Regions from separate parts of the Homo sapiens genome. Here region 1 is linked to region 2. A link is a loop called in an ENCODE intact Hi-C map of the cell type or tissue named here. Cell type or tissue: ovary. All regions are shown on one strand. Links, peaks and the distances in the headings refer to the core of each region. The heading gives the core; the rest is flanking DNA.

Region 1 (9,827 bases), core at 3,883-6,382, 190 kb after region 2:
AAGAAAAAAGTTTTCCTTTTTGTGGCTCTCAAATTGGGGTATAGGGTAGGAGACAAAATGAGGCTGTATTTCACTGTTAGTGAGTAACTAAGGCTTCTCCCTCCCTCCCTGTCCTGTCAGTCTTCAGCCAATGACTTGCTTGCATCAGACATCTTTGCTCCTCCCGTCTCAGAACCTTCAGGCCAGGCGTCACCCACAGGACAACCTACAGCCCTGCAGCCCAACCCTCTGGATCTCTTCAAAACAAGTGCTCCTGCCCCAGTGGGGCCCCTGGTGGGTCTAGGTAGGTGCCTAGAGATAAAATTAAGTATGACTCTTTTGCTTTTGCTCATAAAATGATGATGCATCGGAAGAGATTTCATACTCCCAGAGGGTTTTACAGCATAAGATTTGAGCATCCCAGGGAGCCCTTCTCCCACTTCTACTATACAACCCCACATCCATTTGATATTCTTGACTTGTAACTCACATTTGGCTCCTCGAGGCAGCATGAGACAAGAAATTCATTTTCAGTATTGTACTTACTTGAACCAACTGGTCATGGTTTCCTGAAAGACAATTGTAAGGGATTCTAAACTCAGACCAGCTTCAGTAGCAAAACAGGGTTGACATAAGAGAGGCTTGTCTGTCAACATGCATGTCTTCCATGTCTTTTGCCATAATAGATCGAAGGCCTATGTCCTTTCAACACATAGCCCTCTTAGAAGGAATATATGCCCAAGAAGGATGTAAGTTAAGTCTGAAGCAAGAATAAGTCATAGAGTGAAAGTCCTAGGTTCTGGGCCCAGCTGTGTTCCTAGGTGTATGGTAAGGGTAGATCAGGCACACATCCTGATCAGTCTCTGAGCACTTCTGCCATAGGAGCTCCTTGCCAATATTTTGGCTAGCTTGAGTGTTTTACTGAAGCTAGAACATAAGTCCTAGAAAGCCAAAGTTGAAAAAAGAGAGAAATAAGGGAAGAGATGGAATTTTATCAGACAGCTAGTATGCATTGACGCTCTTAATTCCTAAATGTGTCATTAGCTTGTGTGAGCCGCTGATCACTCTGTGGTAGGACAGTGGGAAAGTCCACTTGACTGAGGGCTGGCCTTGCTATTCTTAGTCCATAGCCTATAGTTCTTTTCAGACTCCATGGTACAGTTTTCAGAAACCCTGACAATAGTTTTTGCTGTCCTGCTATGGACTCTATTTTTCTTCTCTTGGCACCTCTACAAACTCCAAATGGACTCTGGCTTGGGAGGTGGAGGACTGTAGACGAGGAAGGACTCTCCTCTCCTTCGGTAAAATCTGACCAGGGATCCTGGCTTTCTCTGCCTCCTGCAGTCAGTCATCAGGATCCTTGTTTTGTTTTCCTCTCTGTCTCTGTTGTTTTCCTACAAAGGAAAATAGTTTGGTTCTTTTACAAGAAATCTGTTTAATCATATCTAGAATAGGGTGGCCAGAGGAGGACTGTTACTCAACTGCTGAGTGGCAGAAATCCGTGAGGGTATGAAAAGCCAGCTTGTCCCAGGTCTCTGCTCGCATTTACCCCATCAAGAGGCTCTCTCTAAAGACTTCATGTCTCTTGGGGGCTTCCCCCTTTCTGCGTTGCTCTTTTCCTTGCACCCCCAAGTGGAGCTGGTTGGTACCCTTCCCTCACAGAAGACCAGAGTGCTTGCAATGCAATGTCTGCAGCGAGATCACATCACAGAGCTTTTTATCTGATATCAATGCCCTTAAGAATTTTTGCAGCCAATATTTAACAAGTCAGCCTGAAAATACAGCTGGACCCTATAACTGTTTATTTATTCAGACGAAGTGAAGCTTTTTGGCTAGGTGCCCCTGTTGAGGGCTTGGGGTATACAACTGCAGAATACTGATGATTGTTCCAAGTTTGGACATGGGACTCAAACTGAGCTCTACAGTATAGTCCCTGTCCACTAGCAGGGATCCTCAGCCAAACCATGGAAGGTTGTAGGTCTGGCTTCCGCTAGACCCAGCTGGGGGACTGTCTCCCCTGGAGAACTGGGGGGGTGGGGAGAGGGTATTGTAGAAAGCTGAGCCCTCAGATTCAACTTGCTTGTATTTTAATCTAGCCTCAGAAGGTAATAAAATTAATGTTCTATACCCATGTCCCCTTTTTCCTTATTCCTTGCCCCTACTTTGTCAATGTGTTCAATGTGTTCAATGTGTTAAAACACAATGTGGGGATTTGGTGGGTAGGAATGAAGACTGGTATAAGTATATACTGGGAAAGCCTTGAATTCCTGGCAAATGTAATATTTTTCTCTCCTTTTTTTTTTTTTTTTTTTTTGAGACAGAGTCTCACTCTGTCACCCAGGCTGGAGTGCAGTGGTGCTGTCTCAGCTCACTGCAACCTCTGCCTCCCAAGTTTAAGTGCCTCAGCCTCTCTAGTAGCTGGGATTACAGGCATGCGCCACCACACCCAGCTAATTTTTGTATGTTAGTAGAGACAGGGTTTCGCCACGTTGGCCAGGTTGGTTCTGAACTCCTGGCCTCAAGTGGTCCTCCCACTTTGGCTTCCCAAAGTGCTGGGATTACAGGTGTAAGCCACTGCGCCCAGCCCTAATATTTTTCTCTTTTACAAATACCATTCTCACTAATATGATATTTTCCTAAATGAAGACAAGTTGTCCAACATGAAAGATGATAAAATTCTACCCTCCTTTTTGCACAGCTAACTGGTGGAAATTATTAGCAAGTGATCTGGCTTCTGTTAATACAATTTAATTGAATGTGTTTTAAAATACAAGCAACAACTTTGTTCAAACTAAACCCATTTTTAGAGCCTGTATTGTAGAATATAACTTTTCTCTTGATTTGTTATGAAAGGAGTATATTCTTCAGTGAAAATGAAGTCTAATTTCTGTATCCGTGAAATAAGTATTTGAATTAACATAGCATTTGAAAATTAAAATTGCCCCATGCCTTGCTGCCAAGGAAGCAGAACAGGAGAATGGGGTGCCGGATTTAGAGCCAGTGTGCCTGATTTTCAGTTTCTACCATCCCAGACTATGACCTTCCCAATTTTAATGAATATTCTTGCACCCAGTTTCCTCACCTCCAAAAAGCATGCTGATTAAGTGAAATGGCCTGTTCTGAAACCCACCACTCTCTGTGAGTACACCATGTGTGCCCATGGCCAGATGGCCAGCATGCATGATGAGAATGGAGTCAGGTAATACCAATGTCTCAGACTAAGAAGCTCGAAGATATAATCTTGTGCTCCATCACTCCTAAATACCATTTTCAAAGTATTCCCTCTTGGAAACATAAACGTCCCTAACCCAGGTCTGAAGAAAACTTTCATAACTAAAGAATGCCATGCACCAAAGCTCAAAGCAAGTAGATTTCAAGAGCGAAGCATCACCCACTAATAGATATGAGGCTGAATTTAGGTTTCCTTCTTAGCGGTGAGTTTAACTGAATCATTAATGCACTTGGAAAGAGGCAGGAAAGACAGTGCCCTGTATATTAGAACAAGATGCAGGGAGCGAGCCTCTCAAGAATCAGAGGCCATCATTGGAGAGGCCTGGATTCTGGCGATTTAACGAATTCCTGATGACATAGCAAGGTCGTAGGAGATGGAGCCATTCACCACAAAGATCAGATGCCCCAACACAGGCCATTAGTTACCTTGAAAGATTTTTGTTTCCCATTGTCCTCTCTCCTCTTTTAAATTCTCTGTTCTAACTTCTGGCAAGGTTTAGCAAATGGCACATGGCAGGAAGCACTTTTATTTGAAACAGTCTTCCTAGGATAACATCCTTTCTTCCATTTTTATATATAAACGTCTAAAACTATCTTGGCATTGGCCAAACTTTATCTTCCCTTTATGTATATAGCTGTATCAGTCTTGGCAGCAATAAAAAGTGAAGAAACTTTGAAATGGTTTCTTCAGGATGCAAGCATGTTGAGGTCTTGTGCACATGTGTGATTGCTGGTTTCCATAAGACTCCAGACGTGAGCCAGTTGCCAAATGAAAAGATCAAATCTGTGACTCAGAGAGTCCAATGGATTATCTTAATTAACTACATCATAATCAGCATGGTTCATGCATAAAAATATATTCACTTAAATAAGTTCCTGCTATTAACAGGCTCTGTTCTAGTTGTTTGAGATGTATCAGACAACTAGTGTCTGTATGATAAGGGCTTATTTTTTTGATGAGTAGATACTTATGGACCGTACTACCCTTCTAATCAGGAAAGTTAAAAAGACATGGTAGGAAGAACATGGGCCTCAAAATGCAACCAGCATTTGAATGCTCACTATACAGTGTTAGCTGGCTAACTTTTACAGTGATTAATCTGTCATATTCTTCCCATATCAGCCTCAGGGCTCAATGGAGGTGTTAGCTGTGGAGAGGCTTTCCAGAGAGTTGTGCTCTCTGAAATTCAAGAATCTTCTTCAAGCTTGACTCCTGATAAGTATTTTTCTTCCTCTTACTTCAGGTGGTGTAACTGTCACACTCCCTCAGGCAGGACCATGGAACACAGCATCTTTGGTCTTCAATCAGTCCCCTTCAATGGCTCCGGGAGCCATGATGGGTGGTCAACCTTCAGGTTTTAGTCAGCCCGTCATTTTTGGTACAAGTCCAGCTGTTTCAGGTTGGAACCAGCCTTCACCCTTTGCAGCCTCAACTCCCCCTCCAGTGCCTGTTGTCTGGGGCCCTTCTGCATCTGTGGCACCCAATGCTTGGTCAACAACAAGCCCTTTGGGGAATCCTTTTCAGAGCAATATTTTTCCAGCTCCTGCTGTGTCCACTCAGCCCCCATCCATGCACTCCTCTCTCCTGGTCACTCCTCCTCAGCCACCTCCCAGAGCTGGCCCTCCCAAGGACATCTCCAGTGATGCCTTCACTGCCTTAGACCCACTTGGGGATAAAGAGATCAAGGATGTGAAAGAAATGTTTAAGGATTTCCAACTGCGGCAGCCACCTGCTGTGCCCGCGCGGAAGGGAGAGCAGACTTCTTCTGGGACTTTGAGTGCCTTTGCCAGTTATTTCAACAGCAAGGTTGGCATTCCTCAGGAGAATGCAGACCATGATGACTTTGATGCTAATCAACTATTGAACAAGATCAATGGTAAGCCACTCACCACTCTGCCTACTGTTCCAACAACTATCTCCACTGCCACATGGACCTAAATGAGTTCCCCAAATGAACCCTCTCCCACCCGCCAACAGCTTTGCTCTTGCTTCTGTTGGTAATCAAGGGTTACGGAGACAACTTAACCATTTACCTTTTGGTGATAACTATTTACCTTAGTCATTTCTGAGGACTGACCCAATGCTGCCCTCTAGTGATAAATCTTAAAAGGGCTGCCATGAGCTATTGAAATGTGATGACTGGTGACTCTTGGAGGGCTGTGTAATAAGGCGTCATCCATGTCCCATCAGCTTAAAATGAGGGGATTCTGAATCTCTTCCACTTCAGATAAATATGCATGGCTTTCTCTTCCGAGAAGGATAATAATTATTGGGGTACCTAGTATTTGGTGTTGATTTTTGTTCCACTGATGTAAATTTCAAAAGTATAGAACTAAACTTCAAAAATAAGCTGACTCGGGGACTGGCCTATATTTGGGGAAAGCTTGTCTACTGATTGCCTGGATTTTTTACCTTCTAGAACCACCAAAGCCAGCTCCCAGACAAGTTTCCCTGCCAGTTACCAAATCTACTGACAATGCATTTGAGAACCCTTTCTTTAAAGATTCTTTTGGTTCATCACAAGCCTCTGTAAGTATGAACTACTAGAAGCTCTTCTCCAAAGTACATGCCACATAGAGCTCCAGCCTCCTGAATTAACCTTGCTTTTATAATAGCTTTTATTTATTTATTTATTTTTTTAAGACAGAGTCTTGCTCTGTCGGCCAGGCTGGAGTGCAGTGGTGCAATCTCAGCTCACTGCAACCTCCACTTCCTGAGTTCAAAGGATTCTCCTGCCTCAGCCTCCTGAGTAGGTGGGACTATAGGCACGTGCCACCACACCTGGCTAATTTTTGTATTTTTTTGTAGAGATGGGGTCTCGCCATGTTGGCCAGACTGGTCTCAAACTCCTGACCTTAAGTGATCCATCTGCCTTGGCCTCCCTCAGTGCTGGGATTACAGTCATGAGCCACCGCACCTGGCTATAATAGCTTTTTGATGGTAAAACATGTTTAGCTAAGATTTGTCACCAAGAACCTTCACAGTATAAACATTCATTTAAACTGGAGAAAGATTATTTGCACAAGAACTATTATCTTCTGAATTTGAGAAATAATATCACATAGAAAACATCCTTCATATCTCACTTAACCTGACCCATGAAAGCATTTCGGGAGAAAATTGAGCCAAAATACTGTCTTGAAAACCTTTCAAAAATTTAAGTTCTTAATTTTCCAACAATATTTCTATAGCCTGTGAAAATAATACTTCCCATTTCGGGGAGGCAAATGAAATGCATCTGAACCTTGATTTTCACATAAATAATATACACTGCCATCTGCAAGCAGATGAAAACAAAACACTGTAAGCCCCATATAATGTTTGATTGGCTGATTGGCCTATGACCTAAGCGATTTTTAAAAGAATTTTGGAAGTCTTCATTGCGATTTTTTTCTTATGACTGTAACTGTATTTATTGACTAGATGATTTTATCTTCTTAGGTGGCTTCTTCTCAACCTGTATCTTCTGAGATGTATAGGGATCCATTTGGAAATCCTTTTGCCTAAATTCTGTAAGTAGAAGATCCTAATAAGCCTGTCTCAGGGGTTTTTGTGAGAAAGGGTGACATGGAATAAAGAGTGAAATTTTAATTTTAGAATTGGGAAGAGGGTAAATATCTATAATTTAGGAGTAATCGACAGGAAAATCTCTACTGAGATCATTCAATAATGACTAGGCTGGGCACTTAAGAATAGAATTCCTAAACACATCAAAAAATAGTAATATACCCTTGGGGATGTGGATTTTTATCTTATTCCATGTTCTTGGTTTTTCAGTTCTGTGTGGGAAGTAAAACTCAAAACAACACATCACAGGTTTCTAACCTTTTTACTTTCATATTGAAGTGGTTGCAAAACAACCTAGTAATAATTTGGTTTCCTATAAAGGGTTCAGATTCCATTGACTTTCTGAAGCCACCAAGTCAGCAAAACAGATTATGATCATTACTTCTCTACCATTTAACTGTGAGCAATCTCAAAGTTAGTCTGAAAGAGTCTGATGGTATTAAATCTGAAAGTTTTAACAACTATTAAAGATCTCCTTCATAGGCAGTAGGAGCTCAAAATGAGTCTGAAGGTTGATTCTTCTGTCTCATGAACTTTATCTTAGATAAGTGATTAGGTAGAATCACCCTCAGCTGAAATCCTGGGAGGGCTCAGTGTAACTCTTTCTCTACAGAAGGTGACAGCAACTTTATTCTGATCTCAAAAGACTGAATTTAGTAGGGAAAGGAACGCTCTCCCCATTTTAGAGCAGGTAGGCCAGCTGGTAGGGGTAGAACAATAGAAATAATGAAAAACAACAACAACAACAACAAAAACCAAGCCCATTTTTTTTCCAATCTTGTCTCATCCAAACAGGACTACTAAACTGTGATTTGGCTCATCTAGAATGTAATTATTTTTAATAGATAGATATCTTAAACGTGGCGAAAACAATAAGATTGAGCTTATAGGCATCTGGATCATTTTCCCTCAACTCCAGTTCTACAATGACTGTGTTTCCTGTAGTACCTTTCCATAAACTGCTTCAGAGAACTGGGTAAATCATTAAAAATGCAAATTCCTGGGTCCTACTGCAGCCCTAAGGAATTTCTCTTTGGTGCCAAGGAAATGCTTCCTTTTAACAAGAGTGCAGGTGATTCTAAAGGTAATAAAGCAGTAAGTAGATATTTAAGAGCTAGAAGTCTTACCAGAGATCATTCTCACCTTCCATTCAAGGGGAGATATACCCAAACCAATAGAAGGAGTAAACTACACTCAGAGTCAAGATGGATTGTATGGACTAAATTGAATGAACTAGACTTCTCTTTGGAGGTCCTTCCTTCTTTAGGTCATGAAGGAAGGATAGTTTAGGTCAACCTGCTACATCAATAGATTGGGTAAGGGGAACTCTCATGGGATAAAATAACTAACATTGTTGAGCACTTGCGCTAAGCATTTTATTAGATGCTCTACATTTATCATCTTCATCAATCCTCACATCAGCCCTAGGAGATACTATTACTGACATCTTTAATAATGACTTGATATTTAATACATTGATATTCAGTTCAAAAATTCTAACCACAAGTTTCTTTCTTCTCCATACCTCTCTAGGAACTTGGTCTGCAGACCATCCAGAGGAATAAAAAGGTTGGCCTTAGTAGTCAAAAACAAAGCTGATAGCCAGACACGTTCTGATTTCTGCCCTTGTTCCAGCTTTGACGTATTATCTGTTGCCTTATTTCTCATTGCCTCTTCTACTTGTAAAATGCTTTTCACTTTCTGTCTAGGTTAAAGCTAAACTGAATCTATGGCTTTAAATAAATTAAGATCCTAAACTCTCTAGCTTAAGTGTAAATGAAGTACAGTAGTTTCCCTACTGAACCCTGCCTCTTGTGTCCCTGGAACCTTCTAGAACACCTGCCTTCTACCCTCTGGTTGGGAGATGCAGCCACCACATCCCTTCATATCATACTGTTTTGAATAAATTTTCAAATCCTTATTGTTCAGAGTTGTTTGGGGGTTCTGTTTCAGAGCATAAAACCTAAAGGTTATAGTAGAACAAGGCACCTTCTTAAAAGAAATCTTGCTTCAGACCATCAGTTACAGAGAATTTCTAAAGTAAAATTGAAGCAACTACAACTTCTCCTTAGACACTTTGGAATCTAACCACTTAAGGACCTTTTTAAAGAGATAGCTTCTCTTCTTTCTGAAGATCAATTTCTCCCAAGGCCAAGATTGTCCTTTTCTCCCATTTCTTGCTAGCTATTGCAAATGAGGGAAGAACATTATTCATCTCTCCTCCCCTTTTTTTTCTGATTCTTTTTTCAGTCAGTTTTGCTCCTGGGTTCAAGTAGTATTACCACCCTTTCACAAGCAACAGACTCTCACAGGGCAAAAAAAAAAAAAAATCTAATGATTCACAGACAGATCTGGAGCCTCTCTTCATTCTCAGTAATTGCTAGTCCCAAGAACTAGAATTGCAAATGGGCACAACCTATATCCTTCCTGTGGAAGAGGAGGCCACTCTCTTGAGCTGAAGTTCCAGAAGAGCAGTTAATGTTCAAGAGAAATTGAACTCAACTCAGCAACAAAGGACTCTATTTTGAAGAGCAACATATCACAAAGCTAAATGTGATTGTGCCAAACACATTAGGTGCTTATTTGGGGTCATGCTAGGCCTTTATCAAGTAACTGGAAAACTTTTCTTGCAGCCACAATCTCAATGTCGTTAGTAGGAAGATAAGAGGGGAGAAAAAGCTGTAGAACAAATGTTTGGGGTTACCATTGAAAATCTAATGTCTGCAATATTTTTCTCCTCACAACTTGGAAACGTTCCCAGTTCATTTTCAGTCCTGTTGTGAGCACAGTTCTGAAGGGTTTATTATTGTCAAAATAAGTTTTGTTTTGTTTTGTTTATGTTGGGTTTTTAATGTTGTCTCTTGACCCTTAATGCTCAGGTTCTTGTGGGAGTTAATCAGCCACATCCAATGTTACCTTGAGGGGGAAGAAGAGGGTGATGCTCAGAAGCTAAACAAGACAGGGGCCACATGACCCTCTATTGATTAGCCCCAAGTAGAAAGTCCTGTGGTTTTATGTTTAATGGTAATAGTTGATCATATATGGCATA
Region 2 (9,827 bases), core at 4,328-6,827:
ACTATATGATTTTAATACATAGCCTTTTAATAATTTGATGACATTTCATTTTATTCCTAGTTTGTTGAGAGTTTTTATCATAAGGTAAGCTGAATTTCGCCAAGTGCTTCTTCTATATCAATCATATTGTTTGGTATTTTGTGTAAGTCAATCTAGGGAGTTACATTGATTCATTTTCAAATGTTAAGCCAACATTGTATTATTGTCATGAGCCTCACTTGGTAATGAAGCATTATTACTTTTTATTATTCACTGGATTCAATTTGCCAAAATTTTCTTAAGCAATTTTGACTGTTTATGAGGGATATTATTCTGGAGTTTTCTTTCTAGAAATGTGTTGCTTGATAAAATGAGTTGTGAAATATTTCCTCTTCTGAATTTTCTAAGAGTTAATGTAGGCCGGGCGCGGTGGCTCACGCCTGTAATCCCAGCACTTTGGGAGGCCGAGGCAGGTGGATCACGAAGTCAGGAGATCGAGACCATCCTGGCTAACACGGCGAAACCCCGTCTCTACTAAAAATACAAAAAAATTAGTCGGGCGTGGTGGCAGGCGCCTGTAGTCCTAGCTACTCGGGAGGCTGAGGCAGGAGAATGACGTGAACCCGGGAGGCAGAGCTTGCAGTGAGCCGAGATCGCACCACTGCACTCCAGCCTGGGTGACAGAGTGAGACTCTGTCTCAAAAGAAAAAGAAAAAGAAAAAAAAAAACAGTTAATGTAGAATTTTATAATTTTCTTCCATAAATATTTGGTAGAATTCATGAGTGAAGCTATCTGGAAGTTTCCTATGTAAGAAAGATAGATTATAAATTCAATTTCTCTAAATAAGTTATCTGTTTCTTCTTCAGTGTGCTTTGGTAGTTGCTGTTCTTTAAAAAAAATGATTCATTTTATCGAAGTTGTTGAATTAATTGGCATAAAGTCTTTTAAGACATTTTTCTTATCCTTTTAATGTCAGTAGAACATGTGGTAATGTTTATTTTTTCATTACTAATATTGATTATTCCTCTCCTCTTTTAATTGACCAATTTAGCTGGAAGTTTCTACATTTTATTGACTTTTCAAAGAATCATTCTTAGTTTATTACCTTTCTCTATTATTTGCTTATTTTCTGTTTCACTGGCTTTCCCTTTGTTACTGAAGGATATTTTCACTGAACATAAAATTCTGGTGTGACAGGTATTTTCTTTTAGCACCTTTAAAATGTGCTAATTACTTCTGGCTTCTATAGGTTCTGATGAAAAATCCACAATTATTTGAATCATTGTTTCTCTATGGGTAATGTGCCATGTTTTTTCCTGGTTGCTTTTGTGTGTGCGTGTGTGTGTGTGTGTGTTTGTGTCTGGCTCTGTTGCCCAGACTCAGTGCAAGCTCCACCTTCTGGGTTCACGCCATTCTTCTGCCTCAGCCTCCCGAGTAGCTGGGACTACAGGTGCCCGCCACCAAGCCCAGCTAGTTTTTTTGTATTTTTAGTAGAAACGGGGTTTCACCATGTTAGCCAGGGTGGTCTCGATCTCCTGACCTCGTGATCCGCCCGCGTCAGCCTCCCAAAGTGCTGGGATTATAAGCGTGAGCCACCGCGCCCGGCCTCCTGGTTGCTTTCAAGAGTTTATCTGTCTTTAATTTTCAGCAGTTTTGTTATTATGACTCTGGGGCTAGAGTTCTTCAGACTTATTTTGTTTGCAGTTCACTTAGCTTCTTAAATTTTTAGGTTTATGTCTTTCATTGTATTTGAGAAGTTTTCAGCCATTATTTTTTCAAATTTTTTTTTCAGCACTATGTTTATTCCCCTCCTCTTCTATAACTCCAATTACATGTATATTATAGCTTTTGTGTACTATCATAGGTCCCTAAGACTTTGTTCTTTCTTTCCTCAAACATTTTTCTTTCTGCTGTTCAGACCGGATAATTTATATTGTTCTATATTCAAGTTTGCTCTTTCTTCTATAATCTCTATTCTACTTTTGAGTCTATTCAGTGAGCTGTTGGGTTTTCTCTTAAATTTTAGATACTATATTTTACAGTTCTAAAATTTTCATTTGGTTCTTCTTTATGTTATTTCTTGCCTGATACTTTCTATTTTAATATTTGTTTCAAGAGTGCCCACAATTACTCATTTGATAATTTTTGTAATAGCTGCTTTAAATTCTTTGTCAGATAATTCCGAGCAGGGGAAGCAAAAAAGTTTTAATTTAGAATGGAGTTTAGAAGGTTGACTCTTACACGATATTGACATTTTAACTGATGGATAAAATTATTCTGATTTTTTTAAGTGACTAGAGAATACTGTTTTTATCTGAGAATGACCAATATTAGACCTGTCTTAGATTTCATTTGGAGGCAGAGGAATGAATAGTGTTTTCTTACTGTACCCTATAGGTTTCTGATAATTTTACACATCAATTACATATATGTGATTTATCACTTATCTTTCTCCCTGACATACTTTATTCTTCCTCAACGTAAAATCAAATGCTGATTTAATTTTTGTTGAAGTTTTACAGTAACATTTTCAAAGAATGTGTATGGGTTGTTTACTTACTAGGTCCTTGTAGATCTCAGAATGTCACATCTTCACCCCAATTCATAAACAAAGCCTGAGAACAGGATTCTAGAATCACAGCTCTTTTCACTCAAAAGTCCATAATATCACTTCATTGTCTTCTATTTTACTGTATTGCAGATAAAAAGATCGATAGTGTTGTCAATATTTTCTTTGTAACTTGTTTTCTCTGTCTGGAAGCTTAATAAGAAGTACTACTGATCGTACAGGTCTGTTAAGCACCCTAGAATGTGGCCAGAAGTATTTCTTTTTTCTTTAAACACCTCCAGCACTTACATGGTCTTTATCATCTAAAAACTCAAGTCTTCATCCAGCTCACAGGGATTTTTTAATATTAATTCTTTGATTTTTGTTATTCCTCTTTTTCTTTCTCTCCTTCTGAAAGTCTTACTAATTGAAATGGTTTATTTCATGAGTGTATACTACCCTGTCATTTTTCATTTCTAATTTTCACTTATTTTTTCTTCTGTTTACTGCTATGATTCCTTACACTAACATTTTGGGTCATTGCTGACAATATTCAGCAGTGTCTATCCTGTTTTTCACAATCTTCATTTTTAAATGTTACATTTCTTGCTTCAAATTTACAGTCTTTTGTGTTTTAAGGTTTTTTAATATGATTTCTGCTACTAAATTCAAAATCCAGCTTGAGGAAAGTCATCTGTCCTAATCATTTAGAGGGATGGCTCTCTTTCAGCCTGCTCACACCTGTTAAAAGTAAGTATTCCATCAACACTGAAGAAAGATAAAATAAGCTAGCCTCGGAAGAAAATGAGTATTTTACTGAATGAAATGCAATTGAAAGAAGCAATAATGGAGGAGAAAAACAAGATAGACTGAGAGAGAAAGCCAGATCATTAAAACAGAAGGAAAACAGGGATACAATTTTGTGGATGAAAAGCTAGACAGTGATTCAGGGCATGCCGCAAGCAGCTCTGTGGTCAATTGCTTTGTATCCATCAAAAGACAAGTGAAGAGCAGAAAGCAGAGGTAGAATTTAATGAAAAGCTGAAGAGGCAGAAACTGGTGAAAGAGAAGATGTTCTCAGAATTCCGAGCAGAAGACTAATCAGCCAAGGAAACATGAGAAACTCAAGAGCTTCAGGAAGAGCTGGAGGAGAACACGCAACTGGGTCAGAATGCCCAGGTCACCAGCATCCAGGTGCAAAAGCAGGTAGTGCAACAGCTAGAGGAAGAGGAGGCGCACCTTATGGAAATAGAAAATGCACAGATTAAACTTGAGAATGAACAGGATAAGCTGTAAAAAGAGGAGACAAAGCAGAAAATTGAAACCGTCTTGCAAAAAGTCTTCCAAGAGAAGGTGGAACGTATTTGACAGAAATACAGAAAAGAGCAGGACTTGAACATGAATTTTGTGGAAGGGCCCTTCAAGACTTACAGGAAGAAGCTGATTAAAAAAGAACAAAGGTGAGACAGGAGAAGGAAACAGAAGAAATCATTAGACAAAATAGTAGAGGCAGAGAAGGAAAAAAAAAGTTGGCCAAGGACAGGAAGGTAAGATTCGAAAAGGAGGCAAGGAAACAACTTGTGAATGAGGTTATGTGTACAGGAAAAGTTCAAGTTCAAGAAACATTGCAAAGAAAAGCAAAATAATAGAAAAGATATGCTATGGAACAGGATTGCATAAATGAAGGTTTTAAAGAACTTAAGGATGAAGAGGAGAATTTTGGAGATGCAGTGGTTTAGCTTAGGAGTATAAGAGACAACTGCAAACGCAAATATTCCACCAGCAGCAGGCCCGGGAAGCAGAGAAGAAAGAGGAACACTGAGTGTTTGAAGCAGGGATAACAGCAAACAGGATTTGCCAGGACAAAATTCAGGAGATACCAAGCACCTATCAAGTGCTATCCAGAAATACTCATTTTATGTGGGAAGTATGCCCTAATAGGCTTCCAGCATAGTTTCTTGAACATTAATATATTTTTCCTCATCCTGGTGTGGTCCCACAGGCTGTCTGGTACTATTATTATTAGGAGGGAGATACCTTAGAATTGGCAGGCCTATCTCCCAGGCAATTGTAAATTGTCAGACAAAGAAGATATGTTTCATTTTGTTGATGACAACAAGCCAACCAGCTGCAATCCTGGAATTAATGGATGGGGAGAGGAGTCACAAGATTCTCGGGCTCCTCCCAGATCTTGAGATAAAAGAAAGGTTCACCTCAGCATGTCACAACTCTTTAGACTATGGAAGACCCTCCTAGGGTCACTGAGGTGCTGGCCTGGGCAGCTGGTTGACCTTCTCAAGCATCTGGAGTATCCTTGGATTTTCCACCAGGCTCCCCCAGATGTACTGGTCTCTTGTCAGGTCTAGGATGTTTCAGCTCCCCTATCCCAGAGCCTTATAAGGAAAATCATTTCGCTGCTCCTAGACTGTCTCAGGAGCACTTGGAGCTTTGGTTTGCAGATAGGATCTCCTCTCTTTTCTGACTCTATGATTGGCAAACAACTCCTTTCCTCTTTTCTGCCCCAAGCATATGCAAACTGACACATCTGCCCAGTGATGACCTTAGGAGAAGAAAGGAGTCAAGCACCTATACTTAGGTTTGAAAACTATTTATTAGATTTTTGATTTTATAAAGTTTTACTTCTTTCTCATTACATTATAAGCTCTTTGAGACTAGGCACTTTATCTTTTAATTCTCTCTTATCCACTTTTATCATGCTAGTCAGTTAAAATTTGAAATTCAATAAATATCTTCTGCTCCCAAAATTCACATTAGAACACTTTTACAAACAATTCCAAGTGATACCGCTAGATGGAGGACTTGATATAGTTCCTCCGCCTAAGAAAAGCAAAGCAAAACTCTTATGAGGTGACTCTGAGATTTCCAGATCTGAATTTTTATTGCATGTTAAATTTAGTAAGGATCCCCTCATTTGAAAGAGGTAGGTAAAATTCTCACTTAGGCCTTAAGAAATTGTTCTATGAGTGAAGGAGAGAACGAGTAACTTCCCAGCCCACACCTCACAGCATTAGCAAAGTAAAATGTTTATTTCAGAAAGTGAGAATAGATATCAGGAAGGGGTGGCGGGGTGGGGAGAAGACACTATGCTTAAAAAAAATAGGTTCTTCCTCCAAGAGTTTATCATCTGGGGTTTTTATTTAAAGTTTTTCTCAGATGCTATTTTGCTATTTGTTAAATGCCATTAAAAGAGAGAGAGAGAGACAGTAAGAGGGAGAGAGAGACAAAAGTCAGTCCCTATTCTGCCTCCAGGAAGTGCTGGGAAACTTGCAATGCTTCATTGACCTTGGCTGTCCACCTTATTCCACTGAAATAGCCAGGTGATTTTCTCTAAGTGTAAATGCCTGGAACTCTTTTGTGGATGCTAATAGGTAAGAGGAAACTGCTCACTGTGACCACTTTTCAAGGGTCAAAAGTCAACGTTCACATTAGCTTTGTTAAAATACAGTCTGGTGACTTGCTCAATCCAGTATGATGTTGGTTCGTCTTTAGTACTACCCTCGGAGGAAGGTGGAAGAATTAAAAAGAATCCAAGAGGAATTCTTTTTAATCAGTTTTTAAAATTGCCTTCATTCGACACTGAACAGAAACTCAGAGAACTTCAATACATGCTTCATTTTGGAGCAAAAAGATATAGTGACTCAGATTAAATGAAAGTATGTCTTAGATTATCTAACCAAGTAAACAGTATTTGGTTTTGTAAATAAAGCAGTTTGTGAGAGACATACTGACCTATAAGTAGGAGTGATATCCCTTGGTGCAGTTCTCCTGGTTAACCAGGTTTTACAAGCACAGGTTGGCCATGCTTCTTTCTGCAGTTGTCTGCAACCTGGACTTGCCCAAAGCATGGAATCGTATTCACTGGTAAAGACACTAGTTAGGTAGCCACAAGAATATAGTCAGTTTAAATGAGCATTTTTGGCTGGCTGGGCTAGGATGGGACACTGATGCTTCCAGAATTCCCACTATGAGATTGCTTATTGTTGTGCCTTTTCTTGGAAAGAAGAGGCAGGACTGGTGGTTTGTCTGAGACCCTTAGACTACAGGAGGAGTGCTAGAACCTGCCAGAACTGGGTTTCATTCACTCATCCCAAAGAAGATTTTTGGAACAGAATCAGAAGCAGCTAGACCTACTCAACAGAGACTTAGAAAGACCAGAGCTTTTAAAGCTCAGGCAGCAAAGTATGGTAGAGAATTTGGGAGAAGGCTGTTCACTATGTCCCCAAATCAGCAATAATATATGCTGATTACCTGATTGAAACTTTTGGAGATGTCTGGAGACAGAAAGGCATGAGTGTCTTCCTGGGTGATTGGCAGTGACGGTGGTTCCTTTTTCTCAGTCAGCTTTGTGGACAGCTGCTGTGCACAAGCAAGTGAGGAAAATAGAGGAGACGCCACGCCATGTCCAGAAAATGGCCTACTTATGCTCCCTGCATACGTTTTGCCAATTCCTGACAATGGTCACCTTTCTTTCTTGAGTTAATAGGCAAAATAATACATTATTTGTTGAGAACATTCCTTGCGCCAGTCACTTGACATAGATTATTTTTATTTAACTTCACAGTAATCCTATGAAATGCTAATATTACTCCATTTTACAGGTGAGAAAACAGTCCCAGGGAAGGTAAGTACCCAAGGTCCCACAGCTAATAAAAAGTAGCACTAGGATTTAAGCCCAAGCAGTTTGACTCAAAAACTTATGACTGTATCCACTATAATTGACTAATTCCCAAAGTAAAATCCCTCATTTATATCAATGGGTGTTGGATGGAAATGTTATTCTAACCATATCAGATAGTCAAAACAAATAAACAAACAAAAACAAACAAAAAACCACATGTTACAGAAGCAAAGGTATAAGTAGCACAGAGGACAAGATGATTAACTCTGTTCAAGGTAATTTAGGTACCTCGTCAAGGACATACCTGCAAGAAAATGAATGAGATGTGTGTCAGACACATAGGACTAGAGAAGAGGGTCCAGGCAGAAGGAGCAGCGTGTGCAAAGGCCAGCAGCACTGAATAGCATGAAGTGTTTGTGTAACTGGCAGCAGAATGGTTTAGTTGGAATGTAAGCCATAGGCAAGGAAATAAAGCTGGCCAATTAGGCAAGATTTAGATCTGATCACATGGGGCTTCAGTGTGATGTATTCTCAGAGGTTTGGAGGTTTTATCCTATGGATGACACCAACTAACTGAAAGATTCTAGGCTTGTGATGTGTGAGTGCTGGTGGTGGTGGCATAGGTTGCTGTAGCAAGGCTAAGAAACTGAAAACAGAAATCCACTATATTATTTTCCACAAGAGAGTCACTCCCCTTAATTTTAACATAAAGCAGTTAGGGCCATCTCAGAGGAACTCATGCAGGCAGAGGGCATTAAGTGAAAAGAGCAAGTTACCTGTAACAGCCCACACATTTCCCTCCGAGGTACTAAACATAGAAGAGAATGTTTTCTACTTAATTTGCTATTGCTACATTCCTTCCTCTACCTTATTTCAAGTAATTTAGAGCATCTCAGTTGTCTCCTTTTTCAAGCTACTTGTCTGTGGTGCAATCAAAACACATTTCTCAGTATTTATCTGCACAATTCATGGTTTCAATCAAGTGTTGACTTCTTTGATACAAGTAAGTTGATAACCTTGGAAACCTTTGCACTGATTGTAAATAGGGAGCTGAAGTCTCTTTACCACTAACAGGTCAGTACTGTTTGTTTCACACTAATAAATGTACATGTACATATAGATATATATGTGTATCTATATATACATGCATACATATATATAGATATGTATGTATATATACAGGTATATATACATACACAGACATATATACACATATATATTGACTTAATTTTTAAACTTTACTCCTACAAATTTAAGGGAAATACTGTTAATGTTTTAAATTTTATCCTGTGCATTAGCAATACCTGATCGACAGAGTTGTTTTAAGGCTTAAATAATAATAACATATAATGTACTTAACACAGCCTAACCAAAGCAGACACTTGCTCATAACTCCACCCTCCTCACTTCTAGCAGATTAGAAATGGACATCATAAATTTCATACTATATTTGACTGGACAGTATCAGGCAAAAAATAGAAGTCTACTTCAAACTATCTTAAATAAAAAAGGAACTTTTTTGGCTTTTGTAAAAGGAAGTTCAGAAATGGCTAAAGCCAGGTCCTGGATTGGATTAAATATATCAAATCTTTCATTCTCCTCCCTCCTCTTCTTTCTTTTCTTCCTTCCTTCCTCTTCCTTCCTCAGTACTGGCTAGATACTCAGGAAGCTTATCCTCAAGAGTGGCTAGGATGGCTGCCAGCAGCTCTAGACTTAAACTTCACCAGCTAAGCAATTTCAAAATAGAAAACATTTCTTTCCAATAGCTTCATCAAGAATATCCCAAAAGGCTGGCATAACCTAAAAGAAATAGAAATCCTGAAAATCATTAGAAAATTATAATCACAATGGGTACATTATGCCTAGAATACTGCATGGAATTCTGGTAAATTCAAATCAGGAAAAAGAAAGCTGACAAATATTCAACTAAAGGCAATTACTCTGACCCAGAGTATAAAGAAGTTTCCATATTGGGCCATGAAATAAAGATTTGACTCAAACCCAGAAAAATAAGGGCCTGAAGCTTGCACATAACAAGCCTGGGCATAGGAGAATAAATAAGGAAAAAAAAAAAAAAGGCATCTTAGCCTCTTGGGAATATGACCTGGCAAATTGGTAGTGTGTTTGTAAGAAGAAAATGTGTTCTTATTGTTCATCTCCCACTTATGAGTGAGAAAATGTGGTGTTTTGTTTTCTACACATACCGGGGCCTGTCGGGGAGTGGGGGGCAAAGGGAGGGAGAGCATTAGGACAAATACCTAATACATGTGGGCTTAAAACCTAGATGACAGATTGATAGGTGCAGCAAACCACCACAGCACATGCATATCTACGTAACAAGCCTGCACATTCTGCACATGTATCCCAGAACTTAAAGTAAAACAAAAAATAAAAAAAGAATATTCAGTCAAATTTGTCTATCTGCACAAAAAAATAAAAATAAAAATAAGTACATTTTTTAAAAAAGAAAATGTGTGCCTTCCTCCAGACAGACATAGCCGTGTTCCAGAGAGAGGGCTCAGCCAGGAGACTTGGGATGGACTTCAGCCTTTCATTGCGCCCTTGTTCAGCCACCTTTGGAGAGGCACTACCTACATAAACATAGCCAGCTGCTCTGGCTAAGAGAACATACAACACATCATCCGGTACTTGCTTTATGA

What was found. Peaks named below come from ENCODE experiments on the same cell type or tissue, not always from the same donor. Only the 100,000 strongest peaks of a DNase experiment are listed, where the experiment ranks them.
Region 1: a loop joins it to region 2, with 6 times the contacts of the local background. A loop is called at or near these places in 46 of 110 quality-filtered maps.

The regions. Positions count from the first base shown.
Region 1 is chr5:39,371,910-39,381,736 of GRCh38, reverse strand. It overlaps DAB2 (DAB adaptor protein 2), which reads left to right. Exons shown (of 15, transcript NM_001343.4): 11 at 121-283; 12 at 4,455-5,087; 13 at 5,631-5,740; 14 at 6,653-6,723; 15 at 8,312-9,827. The coding sequence ends at 6,718. Among named protein-coding and RNA genes, the nearest start is that of C9, 12 kb to the right of the region's middle. RefSeq lists an enhancer at 1-1,002. In ovary, for the core only: a CTCF peak has its summit at 5,299 (motif pointing left); no DNase peak of the experiment used is centred there.
Region 2 is chr5:39,566,129-39,575,955 of GRCh38, reverse strand. It overlaps the pseudogene CFAP53P1. Among named protein-coding and RNA genes, the nearest start is that of LINC02104, 51 kb to the right of the region's middle. In ovary, for the core only: a CTCF peak has its summit at 5,368 (motif pointing right); no DNase peak of the experiment used is centred there.